Linked DNA regions of Homo sapiens: region 2 is linked to region 1. Evidence: chromatin loops called from intact Hi-C (ENCODE). Cell type or tissue: gastrocnemius medialis. All regions are shown on one strand.

The links. A loop is a pair of places that touch in the nucleus more often than their neighbours do. Peaks named below come from ENCODE experiments on the same cell type or tissue, not always from the same donor. Only the 100,000 strongest peaks of a DNase experiment are listed, where the experiment ranks them.
Region 2: it touches region 1 in a loop (16-fold over the local background); 1 of 110 quality-filtered maps calls a loop at or near these places.

What each region holds. Positions count from the first base shown.
Region 1 is chr10:95,586,217-95,591,216 of GRCh38, forward strand. No RefSeq gene overlaps it. Among named protein-coding and RNA genes, the nearest start is that of SORBS1, 27 kb to the left of the region's middle. In gastrocnemius medialis, no CTCF peak of the experiment used is centred here; a DNase peak (open chromatin) is centred at 1,996.
Region 2 is chr10:96,485,269-96,490,268 of GRCh38, forward strand. All of the region lies in intron 1 of TLL2 (tolloid like 2), which reads right to left. Among named protein-coding and RNA genes, the nearest start is that of TLL2, 26 kb to the right of the region's middle. RefSeq lists an enhancer at 1,568-2,067. In gastrocnemius medialis, no CTCF peak of the experiment used is centred here; no DNase peak of the experiment used is centred here.

The DNA of each region.
Region 1 (5,000 bases):
CAATGAGGATTATAACTTCATTGATCTCAAACTCATTAAATATATTAAACCCATGAATTTTTAATGACACTTAGAAAAAAAAAAGCCTCATTTGTCATCTTTTGAAGGATGCTAGGAAATCAACCTATTATTTTGAAACTGACAAGGAAGGAAAACAAACAGCATTGATTCTGTCTTTTCCAACTGTGTGTCATGATAACCAAATAGTTGATAAGAAGATGATTTTCTTTATAGAAACATTCTAGCTAATAAATTAAGAAGAAAAGAAGCTAAGAAATGTTAGCATATCTAGCTCTGTCACCCAGGCTAGAGTATAGTGGCATGTAGCCTCAACCTCCTGGGTTCAAGCCATCCTCCCAACTCAGCCTAAAGGTACACACCACCCTGCCCCAGCTAATTTTTTTTTTCTATTTTTTGTAGACAGCGGTGTCTCACTTTGTTGCCCAGGCTGGTCTTGAATTCCTGGGCTCAAGTGATCTTCCCACCTCTGCCTCTCAAAGTCCTGGGATTACAGGCATGAGCCACCATGCCCAGCCTCCTTAAATATCATTTAATATTAATTGCATGTTCAAATTTCACAGATGGCGTCATACAATTTTTTTTTTTTTTTTTGAGACAGGGTCTCACTGTGTCCACCCAGGCTGGAGTGCAGTGGCACGATCTTGGCTCACTGCAACCTCTGCCGCTCTGGTTCAAGCGATTCTCCTGCCTCAGCCTCCCGAATAGCTGGGATTACAGGCATGCGCTATCATGCCTGGCTAATTTTTGTATTTTTAGTAGAGACAGGGTTTTGCCATGTTGGCCAGACTGGTCTCGAGCTCCTAACCTCAAGTGATCCGCCTGCCTCAGCCTCCCAAAGTGCTGGGGCTACAGGCATGAGCCACCGCACCCGGTCCAGCTTTTTGTGTTTCCATCAGGAGGCACATAATGCCCAGTTATCTTTCTTTTTTTGATGTTAGCAGCTATTGATGATCATTGCCTAGCTCCATTATTTCATTAAGAGTTGCAAAATTTCGATATGCAAAATGTTGATATGCTAACATTTCTTAGCTTCTTTTCTTCTTCATTTATTAGCTAGAATGTTTCTATAAAGAAAATCGCCTTCTTATCAACTATTTGGTTATCATGACACACAGTTGGAAAAGAAAAGACAGAATCAATGCTGTTTGTTTTCCTTCCTTGTCAGTTTCAAAATAATAGGTTGATTTCCTAGCATCCTTCAAAAGATGACAAATGAGGCTGTTTTTTTTCTAAGTACCATTAAAAATTCATGGGTTTAATATATTTAATGAGTTTGAGATCAATGAAGTTATAATCCTCATTGATTCTTCTACCATTGGCCAGTGGGACTGTGGGGATCTCTTAATTTGCTCCTGAGCCCTCTTGACCCAACTCCATGGTGTTTGATAGGTTCTTACTTTCTGTGAACTCAACTTCTGAGATAATCTCTAAGGTCCTTCTTAGTCCTGCCCTCAGATCAAGTAAAGAATAGAGCCCATCCTTGGCCTCATATAGTATACACATTGAGACACAAAGGTTATTTTCTTCTTGGGTCTTACAGGAAAGATTTCTGAAAGGTAGGAGGAAGAGGGTGTGTGTAAACCCAACTCATCTCCTCAGGCTAGAGGAGGAGGCCTGAGGCTGTCAGTGAAAGTGGGGTGGGGGTGGGGAGTAGGGGGACAGAATCACAGCTCTGTCCTGGGAAATCAGGGAGAGAGTGGTTGCTTCAATTTCAAGTCATCTCCTCAAATCAACCCAAGTGCATGTCTCAACAGAACTGATTCCCTGTAACTACTTTCCTGCCGACCCTCTCTTCCCCACTCCCTGCTCTTCAGTTAGGGTAGTGTAGTTTGGGGAGGCACATAAAAATGCCTGGAGATCCTAAGTTGGAAAAGTAAGGTGTGAGGAAGGTAACCTGGTCACCCTGGCAAAAAAGAGAGCTTGACTGAGTCAGTCCCTATCCCAAGACTGGGTGGATCCAGTCACCACCCAAGAGTCCTGGGCCTGAGGCCAGCTTCTGCACTGCCCTGCCCTGTCCCTGCATAACCAGGGTATGACAACTCAAGCATCCAGGTGGAAGGAATGACACAAACAGAACCTGTCTCCTTTAGCTTCCAAGACTCAAAGAAGTGAGCTTTGTGAGAGGGAAAAGCCTGGTTGAGAATGTCAGATAGAGGTGGGCATAACTCGATTTATAGCTTTTAAGCACTTAGACATTTGTCACATGGGACAATATTTGCACTTTTGCAAACACCAGGGCAGTGTTGGTCCTTCTGGCTTGGGCATTTCAAGTGAGTGTTTGGATGCCCCAAGTGAGGACGTCTGGTTAGACTTCATGGTCCAGGCTAGTCCCCTGTCCAGCTTTTTCTTTTCCTTTCCCAGTCATGGAAAGGAAAACATGGAAAACAGACCACCTTTGGCATTACTGAATTCTGAGCATGTCCAGAATTTGGCTTGGGGCTGCTGCTTTTTGTGTAAAGTTAGGGGAAACCTGCAGTTTTGGAAAAGCATCTGGGAGCAAGAGATACATCTTGGGTTCTTCCTTCTTTCAGAAAGGTCCTGATAGCCAAGGATAGTCCCTCTCAATTACCACAACTGTATGCCCCTGCCCCTTGATCAAAGCTGATTAACACAGTGCAGACACCTTGCCCAAATTTCCTTATCTGAGAGCTCCAAAGAGAGAGGGATGTTCCGAGGATGAGAATTTCCGAAACTTAATTCCTTCCTTGCCTAAATCTTTGCTGTTCATCTTTTCCTTCAATTATGTGACACACTCCATACCCTTCAAAAAACACAGCTTTTTGCTCATTCGAGCTAACTTAAGTCAGTTTCTGTTGTCTGCATCCACACACAGATGAAAAACCCTTAACTGAAATTACTGTTCAATGGTGCTCTGGATGAAGAGCCCAGGCACCTAAATTCATCCCTTTCCCTCTGACTCCCCCATCCCTGTCATCACGTCTTTAAATCCCAGACTCATTATCCTCTGCTTACAGCCAGCACCAAGGCAATAAGGGGAGATAAAAATGAGAAAAAAATGATGATGATGATAATAATACTTATTTTTTGAGCACCTTTTATACCAGGAATTGTGTTAAGTGCTTTACATAAATCATTTTATTGAATCAAATCCTCATAAACAACTCTGGGTTTGTTAGGACGCTTTTGACTCCATGTAAGAGAAATCCCAAATAAAAATAGCTTAAACGTGAGGAAATGAGTTATTTTCTATGTAATAATAAGTCCCTACCAGGGGTAGCTTTAGGGTTGGTTAAATTAGAAGCTTGATGATGTCATTAGGCACCCCAGTTCTTGCCATCTTTTCACTCTGCCATCCTTAGTTGGCTTGGATCGTCAGCCTGGGTACCCTTGTGACCACAAAATGGCTGTTACACTTCCAGGCATCCCATCTGGACATGACAGTATTTAGCAGAGGGACGATCTCTTCCTTGTATCTTTTTTAAGTACAAGAAAAGCTTTCCAAGAAGCCTCTAGTTGATCACCCCTCTCATCTCAGTGGCCAGAACTGGGTCATACATGCATGCTTAATCCAACCATTGACCCAAAAGTGGTATTATTGCAATGGGCCTACACCAAGCATAATTCACCCCTGAGTTGAAAGAGGAAGAGATAAAACACTCTGAAAAAAAAAAAGAAAAATGAGATCTGGCCAGGCGCAGTGGCTCATGCCTGTAATCCCAGCACTTTGGGAGGCTGAGGTTGGCGGATCATGAGGTCAGGAGATCAAGACCATCCTGACCAACATGGTGAAACCCCTCTCTACCAAAAACACAAAAATTAGCTGGGCGTGGCAGCGCGTGCCTGTAATCCCAGCTTCTTGGGAGGTTGACGCAGGAGAATCGCTTGAACCAGGGAGGCGGATATTACAGTGAGCCAAGATCGCGCCACTGCACTCCAGCCTGGTGACAGAGCTAGACTCCGCTCAAAAAAAAAAAAAAAAAAAAAAACAAAACAAAAACACTATTTTTCAGCAAAGAAAAGGGGAGGAACCCATTCGGTAGTTAACCAACAGTGTCTGCTGCAAACCTTCGAGATACACATGAGCAATTCAGAGGGGTAGAGTGATTTGCCCAAGGTCAAACAACCAGTTAATTGCAGATATGGAGTCTGAATCCGGAACTGTCCATCTCTAAAATCTACTCTTTTAACCTGTATTCTGGGAGGCAGTTAGTCCACACTAAATTCTTTTGCCTTTGAGAAACGCAGGTTGCTAAGGCTGTCCTGATTATTTCATGAAAATAACTGGTGTAGGAGCTACAAATTGATCATATTCAGGAGACCAAGCCACACAGCAAACTTATCTAGCCTCACTGAATCTGTTCCCCACTGGCTCACTCAAGTCTCCTCAAATACAGTGGTGAGGAAACTTAAAAGAAGCTCAATTCGGCAAACAGCAGGCTTCAGTCTTAGATATCTGGCTTTCGGAGTGGGCATCATAAGTGAACAAATATCCTTTCTGTGTCCTTCCACATCTCCTCTTATTGGTATTGCCACCTTTGGGGAATTCTTTCTACCCAATTTCATTTATTTGGTTCTGATAGGGACTTCCAGTGACAGTACCAAGACATCAAGTCCCAGCTATTCAGGAGGCCAAGGCAGGATGATCACTTGAGCCCAGGAGTTTGAGACCAGCGTGGGCAACACAGTAAAATCTCATCTCAGGCCAGGCGCGGTGGCTCATGCCTGTAATCCCAGCACTTTGGCAGGCTGCGGCGGGTGGATCACGAGGTCAGGAGATCAAGACCTTCCTGGCCAACATGGTGAAACCCGTCTCTACAAAAAGTACAAAAATTAGCCGGGTGTGGTAGTGCATGCCTGTAATCCCAGCTACTCAGGAGGCTGAGGCAGGAGAATCGCTTGAACCAAGGAGTCGGAGGTTGCAGTGAGCCGAGATCACGCTACTGTACTCCAGCCTGGTGACAGAGCGAGACTCAGTCTAAAAACAAAAAACAAAAAAACCCTCAACTCTATCAGTCAAT
Region 2 (5,000 bases), 900 kb after region 1:
AATAAATAAATTAGATTTAATCAAATTTATAAATTTTTGTGCATTGTGACATTATCAGAAAAGGAGGACATTATCAAGAAAGTGAAAAGACAAATTACAGAATGGGAGAAAATTTGTGCAAGTCATATATCTTATAAGAGCCTAGAATCCAGAATATAAAATGAACTCTTACAATTCAACAACAAAAAGGCAACCCAATTAAAACTAAGCAAAGGATTTGAAAAAACACATCTGTAAGGAAAAGATATAAATGGCCAACACATGAAAAGATGCTCAAAAGCATCAGTCATTAGGGAAATGCAAATCAAAACCACAATGAAGTACCACTTCACAGCCATTTGGATGGCTAGAATAAAAAATTAGAAAATAAAAAGTGTTGACTGAATACAATAACTGTCTCTCAATTTAAAGCTTTTCTTGGGGACCCAAACTTTGTACAAGGAAGTCTATCTGACAATTCCTTGAAATCTGACTGTCATCTAGAACTCCCTTGAAATGTGTGACAAGGTTGGTTTGGTCAAAGATGGTTTCCGGCTGCCTGCGCTGAGCCCTTCGGTTTCCCACTTCCCTGAAGATTTGGCACAAGACAGTCCACGGTGCAGCGCCATTTTTCCCCCAAAGAAAAAGTGTCCGATGTCAATTATGGCAATGGCAATGGCAGGCAATCAGGAATACTTCTCAAACATTCTAAGAGAAGAAAGAGAGAAGCAGGGGGTGGGAGAAGGGAACAGATGAACGGGCACTGGGAAAACCACCCAAGCCAAGGAAGTTACATAGTGGTCTTCCAACTTCTGTGCTCACATGTTCCTGAATCATTTTGAAAAGCTACATATCCCTTTGTTAGCCTGACACTTCAGATTTTTCACGATAAGTTTAAATACTTATTTTGCTCATGAAAAGAAAATAATAAGTATTTTATAAGACGAGGATTGACTATACGTGGAATAAATGTTTCATGATATGGTTTGGTAAAATAGGTTTAACTACCTTTTGGAATAGCATGCTGAAACCAAAAGAAAACAAGAAAAATGTTCATCCTGGGTTTTATCCATATAGTTTGAAAAATTTAGAGGTCCAGGGAGCATTCTAGTTATACTTAAGAGAATCACTATCATTAACTACCCTACTTCAGTTGTTCTGAAATCAAAATATTCCTCCCTGCCCCAAGCATTTCCCTTAATAGAAATTCCTATAGATGAGAAGAGACAGAAGAGCTGCAGGTCTAAGACACTCTGGCTCCTCATCGAAGAAGGCTGCTCTATAACCAACCATTTCTCATTTTTCCTTTGACACTCGGGGGTTTTGTACACAGTGGGATTCCAGATGGGTGACAGGTAAGCCTCTCTCCCATGAAGTGCAGGAAGGGCCACGTGCCCAGCATCCTCCTGCTGTCTTAGTATAGAATCCCAGATGCATGCTTCAGAACCTGGAAGTTCACTCCCTTGAACCATCTGTAGAGAGCACCCCTGGGAAGTCCAATGCCCCTGCACACCACAGTTTGAAGGCGGAGCATGGCAGAGGGGCCAAGCAGGGCAGAGCAGCGGGGGCCGCTCTGCAGCAGCCCCTTCCCAAAGTCACAGGGCTGCTGGGAAACTCCTCCCACACTGTCCCCTGGGCCTGCTCAGCTGGCTTCGTCTCCATCTCCTCATGTCCAGTGCTCAGGCGTCCTCCTGACACCAAAGGGTGGGAGCCCCAGGCTGATTCCCTTGCAGGGAAATCCTTTACGAAGGCACTTTCTGCCTGCAGTCTTCGTATTGTTCACCTGGGGAGGCAGGCTCATTAAAAGCATGTACTTTTAAGCCAGAAAGACCTGGGTTCCAATCCCAGTGCCATCACTGAAGAGCTGTGTGACCTCGGGTAACTCACTTGGTCTCTCTGAGCCATGGTTTCCTCATCTGGAAATAGAGGTGCCTACCTGGTAGAAGTGTGTGAGAATTAAACAACATGAGGTCTGTTAAGCAGCCAGTGCCAGGCCTGGCCTGTGGCAAGCATGCAGTGAAGAGTGGTACCTCTCCAACCTCCACTTTGCTCCTCCTGGTTCCTGTCTCTCTCCCTCCCCCACCTGTCCTCATCCAGAAGACCCCACCCTGCAAAACTCAACTCAGCTTCCATCACCACTATTTGCCCTCCCACCCCGACACACTCTTTCCTTTCTCTGTATTCCTTTAGGACAAATGGTCTCAACCAGACAATATTAACCAGACAGCGGGGGCTAAATCATGCTGCTATACTCATCTAACACTTACTGAGGCAGCACACGCCAGGCATTGGCAGGGGTAGGGGTGGGGGTTGAAGTAGGTGGAGTTGGGGGAGGGAGAGGAGATCATGTTCTCTGTAATGCTTTACAGTTAACACTGGATTGTACACAGGCATCGCTTCTTTTAGTTTTTGCATCAACGCATATTGGTCTCGTTCCACTTTTACCGATTAAGAACCTGAGACTCAGAAAAGAGAATGACTCGCCTGGGGTCACAGGGCCAGCAAGCAGCAGAGCCAGAACCCCCAAGCCAGGGTTCTTCCCAGTCCCGCAGCGGCTTCCTAAGCTCTTAGCATCTACTCAACTTCCCAGATTGTGCCAGAGTCTAAACGCCATGACAACAGGCTCCCATGTACATTTCACTTGTGAAATCCCATTTTATACTCGCCAAGGAAAGTCATCACACGGTGCAGTATGGGCCCAGTGGCTGACGGTGAAGGAACCGAATCAGATAGCCCCCAGCTCACGTCCTGCCTGGGAAGCCTTGGACAAATAACTTTACCTCTCTAAGCCTCAGTTTCTTCATCTTCCAAGTGTGAATAAAGAGTCATAATATCTTCCACATGGGGTTGTTGCGAGCATCAGCTGAGATAATGCGGATCCATGCTCAGCACAGAACTGGCACCAGGCCCCACTCAGCAAATATGAGATGGAGGAGCTGCACCCTGCAGGCACTGAGGTCACCGGCCATGGCCCACATCAGTGTGATGTGTAGTGAGCTAAGAGACGTTTTTACAGGTTTGATCCCTTTGGGAGGCACTGACTTAGCGCTTGCGTGCCCAGCCCAGGGCAGCCCTTACCGACAACAGCTGCAAGAGGGCATGGCCTGGCCCTTCCGCAGCACCTGCGGGAAGCCCCCATGGTGTGGGACTGGATCCTAGCCCACCTCAAGGCCCAGAGAGCCCCTTCCCACGCCAGCCCGGGCTCCCACACTGCGGTCCTGCAGACTCTTCCCTTGTGTTCTACAGATCTTGCCCCAGGATCCCATGGACAGTTCCTGTGGATCAAAGACAGTCCAAGAAGGCCACGTGCCCTTCACTCAGAGGGGACACAGCCCATAGCATGAGTCAGCGCTGCCCCTTAGGCTCACAGATACAGCCTTCAAGCAAGAGTGGCTGCACCCCAGAACACAGGTCCAGAATGTCAGCTGGAGTCTCCAAGCCACCACCGCCTTCCATAGACAGCAGCATGTTCTGCAGGGGGTCTGAGTGATTCATTCAAGGTCACATAGTGAGTCATTTGGCAGAGTGAAGACTCAAGTCCAGGACCACTCATAACAATGGTGTCTGAACCAGCAGGGCCCACATGTATCTGGGAGCCAAGGATGGAAACCCCTGCGTGGAAGGAAGAAGAAACTGCCCTTGATACTCTAAATAAACCAAAGGCTGCTGTGGGAACCTAGACTCCTGACACAATGCGTTCTTCATAGCAGAGGTCCTTCCATTACATGAAATGTGTGTCTTCAGAGAGAAGAGCAGGGCACTAAGGGGTAAGTTCAAAACCAACATAGCCCAGGAACAGCAAAGAGCGCTGTGACTAATTGTGATGTGTGCCATGGGCATGAGTGCATAGGGCAACCCTCATGGCACACATTTGCCATCCTTGCCTTCCTCATTAAGAAGGAAATCAGGGTAATGCTGCTGCAGGAGAGAAACCAGGAGTTTGGTATCAAAGCAGCTGCTCTCCTAGATAACCTAAAAGAATAAACTGAAGTGATCCCAAGCCAGGTGCAGTGGCTCACCTGTAATCCCAGCACTTTGGGAGGCCAAGGTGGGAACATCACCTGAGCACGGGAGTTTGAGACCAGCCTGGGCAACAACGTGAGACCCCTGTCTCTACCAAAAAATCAAAACATTAGCTGGGCATGGTGGCACACACCAGTGGCCCCAGGTACATGGGAGGCTGAGGCAGGAGGATCACTTGAATCCGGGAGGTTGAGGCTGCAGTGAGCCATGATGGTGTCAGTCCACTCCAGCCTGGGCAACAGAGCAAAACCTTGTCGAAAGAAAGAAGAAAGAGAGAGAGAGAGAAAGAAAGAAAGCGATCCCATCAACATGGTACCCGCTAACCACATGTGGTTATTGGGCACTGAAATGTGATTATATGATTGAGGAACTGAATTTTACATTTTATTTCCTTTTAATTAATTTAAGTTTAAATTGCCACATGTGGCTAGCTATATATAAGCATAACATAAATAATACAAATTGTAAATGATACAATACAAACAACTATATGTTACTTATAAAATAAAATAATGTAAAAATTCTATTCAAAATAACATATCTCAGCCGGGTGCAGTGGCTCACGCCTGTAATCCTAGCACTTTGGGAGGCCAAGGCAGGTGGATTACGTGAGGTCAGGAGTTCGAGACCAGCCTGGCCAACATGGTGACACCTGTCTCTACTAAAAATACAAAAATTAGCCAGGCGTGGTTGTGCGCGCCTGTAGTCCCAGCTACTTGGGAGGCTGAGGCAGGAGAATCACTTGAACCCAGGAGGTGGAGGTTACAGTGACCTGAGATTTGCACCACTGCACTCCAGCCTGGGTGACAGAGTGAGACTCTGTCTCAAAAAAAAATAAAAACAATTGGAAAAAAATTAAAATAATATAGCTAGGAACAACCTTGATGACAAAAATGTGTTACTAAGTCAGGAAATGTAAAATTCTACTAAAAGCTATAAAAAGTGACTGACGAGACATGTTTCTGGTAAGAAAGACTATAGTAAAGAACCGTTAACTC